Regions from separate parts of the Homo sapiens genome. Here region 1 is linked to region 2. Evidence: chromatin contacts called from ENCODE Hi-C or POLR2A ChIA-PET data. All regions are on one chromosome and are shown on one strand. The core of a region is the stretch at or near the end of the contact, and the rest is flanking DNA. Distances in the headings are between cores, read along the strand shown. Region 1 overlaps FOXP1 (forkhead box P1). Region 2 overlaps FOXP1 (forkhead box P1).

Region 1 (6,013 bases), core at 3,405-5,904, 280 kb before region 2:
TGGCTTTCTCTGCTTAACATGTAAATGGAGTGTAACTGTTCCTTTTACTGAGGGCCAGCACTATTTCCCTATAGGAATGGTTGGGAGCATAGTGTTGGGAGGCCTCATTTGTCATGATAGCTCTGCTTGTAACCAGGAATCCTGCGAGTCCTTTCACTGCTCTGCCCTCCAATTCCCTCATTTGAAAGCTGAAGAGAATCACACAAGAGCTCCTCCCAGTGGTAAAACCTCCACCAAACTTCCACCAAGGATATGCAGATGGCATAGGGAACAGGCACCAATGGCACATCCTGGTATTGACAAGATGAATAAGGAGTAGGTGCTGAATGGAAATCCATTAAAGGAATGAATGAAGCCCCTCAGGAAGGAGTATCGGTGTCTTCATCATGGCTGTGGAGCAGGGGGCTGGTTGCTATTCCCCTCTCACTCATCCCTGACCCACAGCAAATACACAAACCAAAAGGCACTATGCATCCCCTTTCCCACCTCCTTTGACTTAAAAGCTGTTCTGCCTCCCTCCCTTCCCCCACTGGCCACCTTCTTCATTCCCACCATTTAGGACTTTCATCCGTCCAGCCAACATTTATGAACTCCGACCCTGAGACAGGCACCGAGCATACTCATCAGTAAGGCTGCTTTGTTGACAAAAGACTTCCATGTCTCTCTTTGTCTGTTATCCTTCCAAATTATTTGGTCTCATGTCCATGTGCACAACTTTATGTCAACCTAACAACACTGTAAGCCACAGAATCCTCCTTTTTCAGGTCCATCCCAGCCTGTGATTTTTGTCTGCACGGTAAGAGACTGCTTATTCCCAGCCAAAACATTACATTAAATCAGACACCTTGGGTTTCTAGAAAGCTGTTCTCTTCATATACAATTTTAGCCCTATCTACTAATAAAGAGTGTCTTAAGCTACACTTACGCTACAATGGCAGGCATCGATGGAAGCCACTACTATTTTAAAGCTTTCAGATTTATTTGCTGATTCTTCAATGACAGCTTATACAAAATGATCCTACTTTCCCTTTTCTCTCTTCACTTTTTAGTTCTTATCACATTTCCCTGCCTGTGACTCTGTTATCATAGCTTACTTTCAATGAGATTGTACCGAACCATATCATGTACTTCTTAGGTTTGAAGATGGGAATACGAATTTGATCCGAGAATATTCTAGTGATGAGGTCCTATCTGAAAATATAATCAGACTTCTGATTTGAAATTACTAAATTTACAAAAACTAATTGCTATCAAATATTTGTGAAATATTTGATCATTAGCTCGAATGAAATATGCTCAGTCACACAAAATGATACCAAACTAGACGAGCTGGCCTTGAAACTTGATCGCAACGACCTTTTCTAAGAAGAGCAAGGTAGATTCACAATCTCAAAGAGATGATTCCTTAAATACTTAGCACCACTTTCCACTTTACAGTGTATTCTTCTGGCGTTTTTCATACTGTTGTATATCCCCTCGAAATCAGCTGGAAATCAGCTGGAAAAGAAATCACAATCTCTTGCAGAAAACAGAACGACAGGTAAAGTTTCTTCACATTCCATACTGTAGCATCGGAGGAAAAGGTCTTACACCTGCCCAAAGACGAGCAGATGAAACGTGGGAACAGGAGAAACGACGATGCAAGGGCCGCATGCGTTTCCCTGGCAGCTTTGTAAAAATGACCTTTCTCCTTCAACTGTCACTGAAAACACTTTGAGAAGCAGATGGGCTTCTTATTTCACACCGAAGAGTTGGGAGACAACTTAGACACTGCATTTCTAGCACACTGCCTTAATTTTCACTTCTCACTCACTGCAGAAAAACACCACCCTACATGTTTATTAATCAGTTTTCCAAAAGTAAGTTGACAATGGGTCCTGTAATCCTCCCACAAAGAGAAGGGTGTTTTATTAAAGCCTATTAAAGGGCCTACCCTAGAGTGAATAAGGATGGAGTTCTCTACAAACTGTAACAAACACACATGCTTCTCCCTTTCTCTCTCACGCAGGGAATCCTTGACTCTCCTTCCCCAGAACGCTCATCATCTCAATTTTCTGCTGCTTTTCAAATCATGTTTAATTAGAGGATTTCACATTCCCATGTGATACGATATTCATGAGTAAAACTTGCAATTGGAGTGACTGTGAATTAGTCTATTAAGTGCCAGATTTGTGATTTTAAACAATGATGGAGATTATTGTTATTATCTGCTCTCAATATTGTGCTCTGAGATGTGAGGACTACCTTAACTAACTTTACATCTGAAATACAAGCTATTAACCATTTATGTCCAGACTTAGTTTTTGTTCCCCCCTTCTTTCTTGATTTGCAAATTATGCTGGGAGAAATAAGAGAGTTATTTTTCTATAGTGGTCCTCAGGGCATGGCTCATGGCCAGTGGTGTGCTGGGTGGGTTTGCATGGTATACCCTCACTTCCATAGTTCTGGACTTATATTCATCTGCGTTGGATAAAGTTTTTATGAGTACATCAGAAACATGATTTCTCAGTAGTTACTTTTTATACAACCTATTTAAACGAGACGATTTATGAAAAATATGAAGTAGATAGTAGTAATAAGTATATGCAGACAAGCCAAAAATGGAGAATGGCAGGAGAATGACTCAAAGAATGTTGACTGGGCCCTAAGGGACTATAAAAACTGTGTCTGGGGAAAAGGGCATACAACCTTCCTTTCCCATTGCTATTCCTAGAGTAGTGCTTCTCGAACTTTATTACAGATATAAATCCGATTCGGTGGTTCTGGGTGGTGGGGTGGCGCACGACTATGCATGTGGAGTAAGCCCCCAGAGCTGCTGGGCCATGGACCATAACATGAGTACCAAGGATCTTGGGTGTTCCCTGATCTGTATCTGACCTAAAAATGTCTATGCTTAAAGAAACAGTCACAAGGATGCCCTCTTTATAACAAGATGGATGGACATAGATAAATATGTAAGGGGGTGGCACTGGGCAACCTCCCCAAGTAATTGTTGCAAACTCACAGAAATGCTTGCTGGCTCAAAATTATTTAAAAATTAATGCAAGGCTGTATTTCTTTTTTGTTTTTTAAACGTAACAAAACAGGTAAGGCTGAAGGAAGTTAGCACAGGGAAAAGGTCACTTTCTGTTTCTGTTTAACAAACACCAATTTTACATCAGCACAGATCTGTTGGGTGATATGGTCAGTGATTAATGTTTACCAGATATTACACTGATCAAGATTATCCCAGAGTAAACTACTGAATCAATGAGTTTGAAAACTTCACAGTCCCCAAACTCTAGGTCTGCTTTAAGTATCTTCTAAGCCTGGTTCATATCCCTGAGGATGTATGTGAGGAAAAGCAGAGTCACAATCAACTTTTTAGGAAGGTTAAGTGACAGTCTTGAATTTTTCTAAGAAATTAGGGTATACTAGGAAGGCAGGGTTTCCATGCACTTGGCACAGTACCATATTCAGTCAAGGTCCCTTCCCTCTGAAAAATGAGAAAAACCTATGAAAACATACCAACTCATAATATGCACACACTCAGTGGGGTCCACACAATGTCAAATGGAGCAAGAAAGCATACTTTGAAGATTTGCAGATGTATCTTAATTTGTAATGGACTAAAATATATCTAGTGTCTCCAACTTCTGATTTCACAGATATCATTTCTTAGAATGAGGCTCATTTTATTTAAGAAATGACTTGATTTAAAGAAAATAATACAAATAATCACATAAGCAGACAGGGCAAACCTCACAACAATGGGGCGCATATTCAAACGACTCAAGTTTGGAAAAGTAAAAGCTCATAAAGTAGTCCTTGAGGATCCAGTCTGTAGCTGGGTTAACTTCGCAGGTTGACACTGACAAAGTAGCAAGTCTCTGAAGACGTACTTTAATTTGAATTTTCACAGGGGATGGCAGAGCCTCACGGTCGTTCTGGACTTAGGGGTCAAAGACCCACAAAGGCCCCAACAGCACAGTGTAGTGTGTCTGATGCTTTTAGGACTAGAGCTTCTTCCTCCAGATTTAAGGGCATCTCATTTGTAAGCTATCTATGTGACCAGCAACTGGCTGCTTTACCAATGGTAAGAACCTGAGGCTAGGTGCCACGAAAGGTAGTAAGTCTGGCAGTTATTTTCATCACTAACCATGTCACCAATCTCCCCTATCTCCCCCCTTTCCAGCCACACTGGGCAAAATGTGCCATCTTGATTCCCAGATGCCAGGAGTATTTATGTGGCATAGCAGGAGAACGGAGCAGAGAATCAGAGCTGTAGTACTGGAGGCTGGTTGGTGTGCTTGGATCACAATGCAATCGCAAACAGAGCAGGTGATGACAAGCACAAAATGCCTGTATTTGCAAGGTGATGAGTGAAGGAATAAATAAAGGAAAAGAACAACAAGAGGCAGAGGTCCATCTTTTGTTTCTGACACCAGTAAGGGCTATTCTGAGTTTGTAACTAAAAGTTTACCACTGGCAGTATTAACACTGGGATCTCGTTAAGAAAACAGAATGCTTTCCAAAAAGTGGTGTGAGCAACTGTGTCAATACAGACATAGGGATCACTAATCCAAAAGTTATTAACACCATTAGGCAGGCATTCTCATTATGTCAATGCAAGTGTGTTTGCACTGGTGAGTCACAAGGTCTATGTGGAACCTTGTCCATATGTTAGAGGAACCAATGACACCCAAAAAAACCAACGACCGTAAACAAAGTTCCAATATTAATTCTTATTTTCTTCCCCTCCCCAGTATGCTATGGAAGTCAGCAAAAGATTTCTAAGAGTTACATCATACTTCAAAAGCAGAACCATACACAAGGGCCAGACCAGAAAGCAGGAGATGAAGGGACAAGTTAGCCAAAGATACAAAATGGCTCAAAACTATCAGGCACTTGCTTATGTATTTCCTTAGAATTACTCCCTACTTTATGTAATTACATTTATTTCTCTATAGCACAAGATGCCTCATTAACATTCACTGGGTTAAATTCTTCTCTACATTTAATTCAGCAGATTTAATTAAACACCTACTTTGTGATAATCATGTTAGGTTCTTAGATCAGTCTCCAAAACTGGGATGCATATGACCTACATCATATATTTAAGATTTGATATTACATATATGAGTCACAATATTAAGATTTCTGTATACACATATTAATATTAGAACTTGAAAATGTATATATACATTTCTCACCCTCTTAGCCACCAATTTTTATAACATAAGGAATATATATTAGAAACATGTATATAATTAATAAACATACTTAGTAGGGGTACACATTCAACACTTTTATACTGATGGGTAAAAAATCAAGTTTGGTGGTCACTGGCATTGACTGCAACTTTAAGTAAGTTCTCATCCTCGGAAAGAGTTCTACCCAATTCTCTAGTTGGGGAGACAGTGATAACTGAACAGATGGCTGGAACATAAAGTACTGTAACATTTGATCTGGGCCTTAACGTATCAGTAGGAGCTCAGGTGATGAAAGGAATAGAGTGAGAGCAGAGAACCGAAGCACACACACAAAAAATCTAGGAAGACAAAACCAGAGCCCTGATGAATGAAATTAAGGCCAAAATTGAAATTTTTTTTTTAAATTTTGCTCCATAAAATAGCTTATATTGGGCCACAGTCTTGAGAATTTTTCTCTCTGAAATGTTGAGTCTTGGCTCTGAAACCTGTATTTTCCTAAGTAATGGTAATCCAGATCACTTATCCGTCACTTTGAACTTCGGTAGAATGCCACACCATAAGGATACCAGGTGGGGACGTTGTAAGGCAGTGGTTCTCAGAGTACGGGTCTGGAACTTGTAAAAGATGCAAATGTGGGGGCCCCACCCCAATTTACTGAATCAGAAACACTAAGGGTGGGGCCCAGTAGCCTGTATTTTAGCCATTCCTCCAGGGGGATTCTGAGGCAAGCTAAAGATTGAGATGTACTTGTAGCAGAAACTTAAGTTTTCTCATGGTTTGGAGCAGCTACAGGTATCGACAACAGCTAACCAGGTTCTCTT
Region 2 (5,912 bases), core at 3,020-5,519:
TAGTAATTAAGAACTCACTCGTGGGGCGGGGGGGAGTGCTATTGTTGTATCTCCAGCTACTCCAAAAAGAACTTGTAGTATACCCATCCCTGGAGTTCTACTATGGGTTGCATTTCAATCTTTAACATTCAACGAATTTTAAACAATCGGTTTGTTTAGTCACAATTGTCAGATATACGTCTCGTTTCTCTGCTTTGTCACATTGTAAGTTGATACTTGTGACTCTGTACCTACAAAGATCTGTTTGATATATGCATATAAAGTGTACATATAAAAATATATACACACACATATATATATGTGCATATATACTCACACATAATACATTCAAGCATATCTAGTTAAAGAGAATAAGCCAAAAAAAAAAAAAAAAAAAAAAAAACGCTACTTAACTATATTCTCTAGTTCACTAATCATTTAAGGAAAATAATTCGAGTTTTCCAAAAATATATCCCAAATGCCTGCCTTTCAAATGTCACCAATCCATGACCACTCATTTAAAAACATTACCCCCATATTAGAAAAGATGCTTTTAACTGAGTGGCCTCAACCACTTATAATTTCAATTAAATAACATAATTACAGTCAACAATTTTCTCCATTTCGGCAGAAAATATGCCATACCTCAACATAATTTGTCCTTACAACCCAGGAATTTAAGCAAGAGGAAAAACATGCCAGTGTTAGGAATTCACTACTGACTTTTCTCAGCTTATGGAATCAACTCACACTGACCTCTTATTCTATGTTCCAGCTACATGTTGGTCTTAGTAACTTAATTATTTTTTAATAACTTTTGCAGTATTAAATGATTTTGATTGAAACATAAATAAGATTATGTTCGTCTACTACTTACTAATGCCCTACAGAACTCTGTGGCCAAATCCAGCAGGGCTGTGCTATAGGATGTGTCCATATTATTACTGTATTTGGACTAAAAAGGATAGGTCACAGATCCTTCACAGCCTTCGAGAATGCTGTGATTATCCTAGCCAAGGGAAATAGGGCAGCTTTCTATTTCAAAAGCAATTTTAATTTATTAACACAAAACTGTTTTCTGGCCAAATCATTCTACTGTAAAAGGTGAAGATCACTGAAAAGTTTTAAAATATTTTCACAAACAAACCAACAAACCCAAAACTCATTTCAAACATTATTATGGCATAACATGGAGAAAAGGCAAACAAAATAAAAAGATACCCAAAGACCCAGAGAATAAAACACAGGTTCTCTAAGCGGGGTGCCCACAGAAACTGAAGACGCTGATTTTGTCCACCCTTTTGCCTTGAAATGACCTTCCAAATAAGGTGTTAGATAACCCAGGTCCATAGACAATAGTGATCTAACCTTGCTGCAAATAAACCACAAAACAAAATTTAATCAGTATATCACTGTGAGAAAGCTTCTGTCCATCCCCATGGAGCTTCTAATGAATGTTTTGGCAGTTTTGAGGGTAGTTATGCTTCCCAGCTCATCTATATCTCATACTGGTTGAGCAAGCTAATGGAAGTGATGTTAGTGGAATCCAATATTAATGCTCTGTATCATGCAAACCTGGATGCAACTGAATATATTATACAATTATAGGTAGTATCTAATTCCATAGGTATTAGATACTGTACCCTAAATTAATATTTTAATGAGGACAGTGAAATAAAGACGACAATCCAGGTAAGGGATCCATGCATTGCGGCCCAGCTAAGCTCCTTGCTGAAAGAGCGCCGGATTCGGGAGCGAATGGCACAGACACAGGGATTGTGACAAAAATCCGTATGCAAGCTTTAGATGCTGAGTGACACATACTGATGCACAGAGTCAAAGATGTCATCCTCACACAAGCGCCACTCGCTGTAAGCTTGAGAGAAAATGCAGGGGGAAAGATGGGGGGGCGTAGTTGCAGTGAGACCTCCAGAAAATAAACAGGGTGTACAGTTTCAAAGGCTGCAGACACAGACATTTCATTGTTCAAGCCAATTATCAGTGGAAAATAATAACAACAGATGGATTCAGAGTCACTGACTTTTCATATGCACTTCATCTCGGCGGAACAGATGATGAAACGCGAGAGCTATCTCAAAAAGGCAAAACATCTTTCAGTAAAAGAACTCTACAGTCCAGATGGGGACCTTCTAAGGCTGCTGATTATCTTCTTATAATGTTGTAAGATAGACCTACTAAAACATTTCAAGAACTGATCAGATACGATGCGTACAATGGCTTCATTATTGGAAGGAGTCGCCTCAGACTTGTGACTAAACCCGGCAGAGATTTCAATAAGGTTAGGACTGTAAGTTTCCTGTTTTCTCATCAGGGACTGCAGGTTCCAACTAAAACTGGAAATCTGTGCACAACAGGAGAATAAACTGTCGCCCAAGGATCCTACATATTTGCTCTTCTCTGATTTGAGCAAAGGAAAAAAAAATAAACTGGAACTGTAAAAAGGACATTAAATTATTATGAAGCATTCTACCACAATGTGTGTGTGTGTGTGTGTGTGTGTGTGTGTGTGTGTGTGTGTGTGTGTGTGTGTGTGGGTGAGGGGGGACAGCTCCAAAGCAACTCTTTATTAAAAGCATTCGGTGATAAAATATCACCCCTTACATGCATTAGAACATCTTAAATATCCCTTGCCACTGGTGACTGCAAAATAGAATTTCCTTTTAGTAGGGAATAAATATAAATTTCAATGGTGGTGTAACAGCAATTCTACCAAATGTCAACGAAAACTCACCAACCTACCCTAACCCACTCTCACTCAACTTACTACCAAGTTACGCTTGCTGATAAAACACAAGAGGTTAACCACAACCTGAGGGCTTGCTGTAAGTAATGGAAAAAGTTAAATCTCTAATCAGATAGGCCTCATCCTTACTGGAATAACAATGTATCTGTTCCATGTGTCTGTCTCCTCATCTATCCATCTCGATCCATCCATCCATCACCAATTGCACATTCATAATTTTGCAAAAATTCTTTCCCTGAATTAATATAAAATATGGTCGAAATCACTGCGCTAAGAAAAAAGAAAAGCTGATTCTCTCAACTATTTACTAACATACTTAACATTTAAAAAATATTTTTATGAACACACTGTTGACTTCACAAGTTTATAACGTAATTTTTTTTTTTTTTCTGAGCAAGGCTTTTCTTTCAAAGTACTCTGACAAAAGTAAATTCATAGCAGAACACACAGGCACGAAGAAAATATCGCCAAGGGCAAAATTCTGCAACTGCTTTAAGAAGCAAACAAGAACACAAAAGATGTGTAATACAACCATCTGGCTCTCCTCTTACTATATCAATGCCTCAACCTTATCCCCACCCCCTGAGCCAACCCACACCAATGCCACAAAACCAAATGGCTTCACTTATGTTTCCTGCACAGCAAATTTACACAATGCAGTTAGAATGCAAAAGTTGATTTTGACACACAAACTAGCATCTTTTGAATTTTCCCCACTTCAATGATTTTGTTGTCGTTATCTGTTCAGAGTGGGACTTCTTTGAAAGACCACCAAGAACCTCACCATGATAAAAATGTTCTCACATGGACATATCTGTTCAGCCTCAAGAGAAGTCTCCCTGAAAACCTTAATCTCTGCCATCTTGTGCTTTCTGTTATCATCAGACTTTAGATGTGGACATAAAAAAAAATCCTAAGCTTATTCCAATTAGAACTTTTACTTTTGGGGGGCACTAAATGGTGGGTTGTTTCCCCAACTTATGATTTGAAATGACTGCACTAATTTTTAATTACCATTCTTGCAAGTCAGCACATTCACTGGAATTTTTCCTTATTCAGCTCAGTCTACAAACATTTACTGAGCAACTACTGTGGTATTAGAAACATGCTGGACAATGGATGATCAGAATCTATTATTTTCCCGTGTGCTAGCAGGACTTGCCTGGTACATGAAACCAGCAACTCTACAGTTTATAAAAAATCTTCCACATGCAGGCAGGCTGAAGCATTTTATTTACTTATATACTTATTTTTGAAGGCAGATATAACAGACATTTGAAAGTTATAGCCTGTTTGTGGGGATCTAATTGCTTCCAAAAGGTGGGAATGAATACTTTTCATGGAAATCTCAGTTTGGGTAAAACCAATAAAGCATCATAAATGATTCTCACCAAAGGGCAACAATGTAAAAAATAACTGAAAAAAAATTTCTTCACAGGCAAACTCTACTCTTTGCTTTTCTGCAGGGGCATGCTGGAGGCAGACGTTCTCTATCAGGCAAGAGTTCTCAGTCAGAATTAAGGTCTGCCAGGCAGAGGGCCACGTCTGGTTTACTTCTGTTTTCTCACTGTTGCTGGTCTTCCCCGATTCCTGCCTCCCTCTCCATGTTCCGGGATGAGACTTTGACTGGTTTCTCAAGGGGCTAACTTTTGGTTCTCTTCTGGGCGTTTCTGCCCAGAGTCCCCTGGTTTGGACAGCAGCGATCGTCTGTAGGACACACACAGTGAATCCAGCCACCGGATGAGGAATTCTGCTAATTGTTTAAGCCTGCACTAGTGTCTGGCCACCAGTTGGCAGACACAACTCATGGCTGCCTACCAGGCCTAGGTTAACACAGCTGGAGCCAGATGACAGGCTCTCAAAGATATTCCTCTCATGGCCACATCTGGCTCTTGGCGGTTCCCACTGCAGCTGAACTGATTCTGTTTGGTTGTTCTGGGCAAAAAGTTTAGGCAACAGATAAGTCGTATTAATTTCAGTTTATGACAAAAATATCAGAACATATACTCCATGAAGGCAGGGATTTTATCTGATTTGCATCCCCCTCCCACTTTTTTTTGTTTGTTTGTTTTTTGTTTTTGAGACATGGTCTCACTCTGTTGCCCAAGCTGGAGTGCAGTGCAGTGGCACGATCATGACTCACTGCAGCCTGGAACTAACTACTAGACTCAAGCGGTTCTCCCACCTCAGCCTCCTGAGTAGCTGGGTCTAGAGGCACGTGCCACCATGCCTCACTAGTTTTTTCAATTTTTTGTAGGGACAAGGTCTCACTATGTTGCCCAGGCTGGTGTCGAATTCCTGGGTTCAAGTGATCATCCTGCCTTTGCCTCCCAAAGTGCTGGGATTACAGGCATGAGCCAGTGTGCAGGCCTCTTGCTTGCTGTATCCCAGTACAGAGCAGTGGCTACGCAGGGTAGGTGTTCAGTAAATACAGAATGAGTGAATAACACTAATCAGTGTATGAGTGGAACAAAAACATTCCTGTATCTTACTCCAGCTACTCTGTTCCTACTGTTGTACGTAAAATGGCTAGCATGCTCGTGCACACAGAGAAGTCCTTGAATGGCTCTACAGCTAGATTTTATTATGGACACGCTCATCTCAAGAATGAACCCATGTACATTGTCAGTATAGCTGGAAAGACCTCCAACAATCCTTCCCTTCAAACTACCCAGTCTCCCAGAATTACCCACATCCCAACTTTATTAGTCCTTAAACTGAGAAACTTGGCAGCTCTGTGCCCACAGGGCCTGAGAGTGATCTCAAAGTAGAAACTTACCTTTTGGCCACCACCAAAGTGGGAAATGATGAGGCAACTTTTCCTGGCACCTTTCCATCCCATTTCCTTTCCCATGCCTCTCTTCCTAAATTCCCTGATATCTGCAGATCCCAGCTCCCTTCTACACTCAACTATGACCCAAGGCGAGGCTTCCCCAAAGCTCACCACCTCTCTAGCTCCCATTAGAAACACATTTAGAAAAGCCTACGTAATTTAAAACCAGGCGGGGCCCTCCCTCTTGGCTCCTTCACTAGAAAGAAGCCCAACTTACAGGCTGTTATGTTAATAATAACTATAAAGCTCCCCTGAGTCCACCAAGGGCTTGCTAAAGGTGAAGGGACACTTAATGGAAGCCTGGCAAGGGTGTACGCATATGCTGCTTCTTTCCCA

Evidence for each region. Hi-C counts contacts between places; a loop is a spot of excess contacts on that map. ChIA-PET counts read pairs that join two places held with the same protein, here RNA polymerase II (POLR2A). Pooled maps may share reads with other maps.
Region 1: a map of tibial artery shows a loop between it and region 2 (2.8-fold over the local background). The contact joins two enhancer-like sites. A Hi-C loop is called at or near these places in 4 of 168 maps with a recorded cell type or tissue (CD4-positive, alpha-beta T cell, aorta, naive thymus-derived CD4-positive, alpha-beta T cell and 1 more), 3 of 37 single-sample maps with no recorded cell type and 11 of 50 pooled maps. POLR2A ChIA-PET finds 5 or more read pairs at or near these places in 2 of 52 experiments (CD4-positive, alpha-beta T cell and common myeloid progenitor, CD34-positive).

The regions. Positions count from the first base shown.
Region 1 is chr3:71,022,562-71,028,574 of GRCh38, forward strand. The region is part of intron 11 of FOXP1 (forkhead box P1); the gene reads right to left. Among named protein-coding and RNA genes, the nearest start is that of FOXP1-AS1, 260 kb to the right of the region's middle. Within about 2 kb of position 4,655, at least 2 of the 41 ENCODE cell types and tissues checked have a DNase peak (open chromatin) inside an H3K27ac peak, as active enhancers do.
Region 2 is chr3:71,306,275-71,312,186 of GRCh38, forward strand. All of the region lies in intron 4 of FOXP1 (forkhead box P1), which reads right to left. Among named protein-coding and RNA genes, the nearest start is that of FOXP1-AS1, 19 kb to the left of the region's middle. RefSeq lists an enhancer at 1-179. Within about 2 kb of position 4,270, at least 11 of the 41 ENCODE cell types and tissues checked have a DNase peak (open chromatin) inside an H3K27ac peak, as active enhancers do.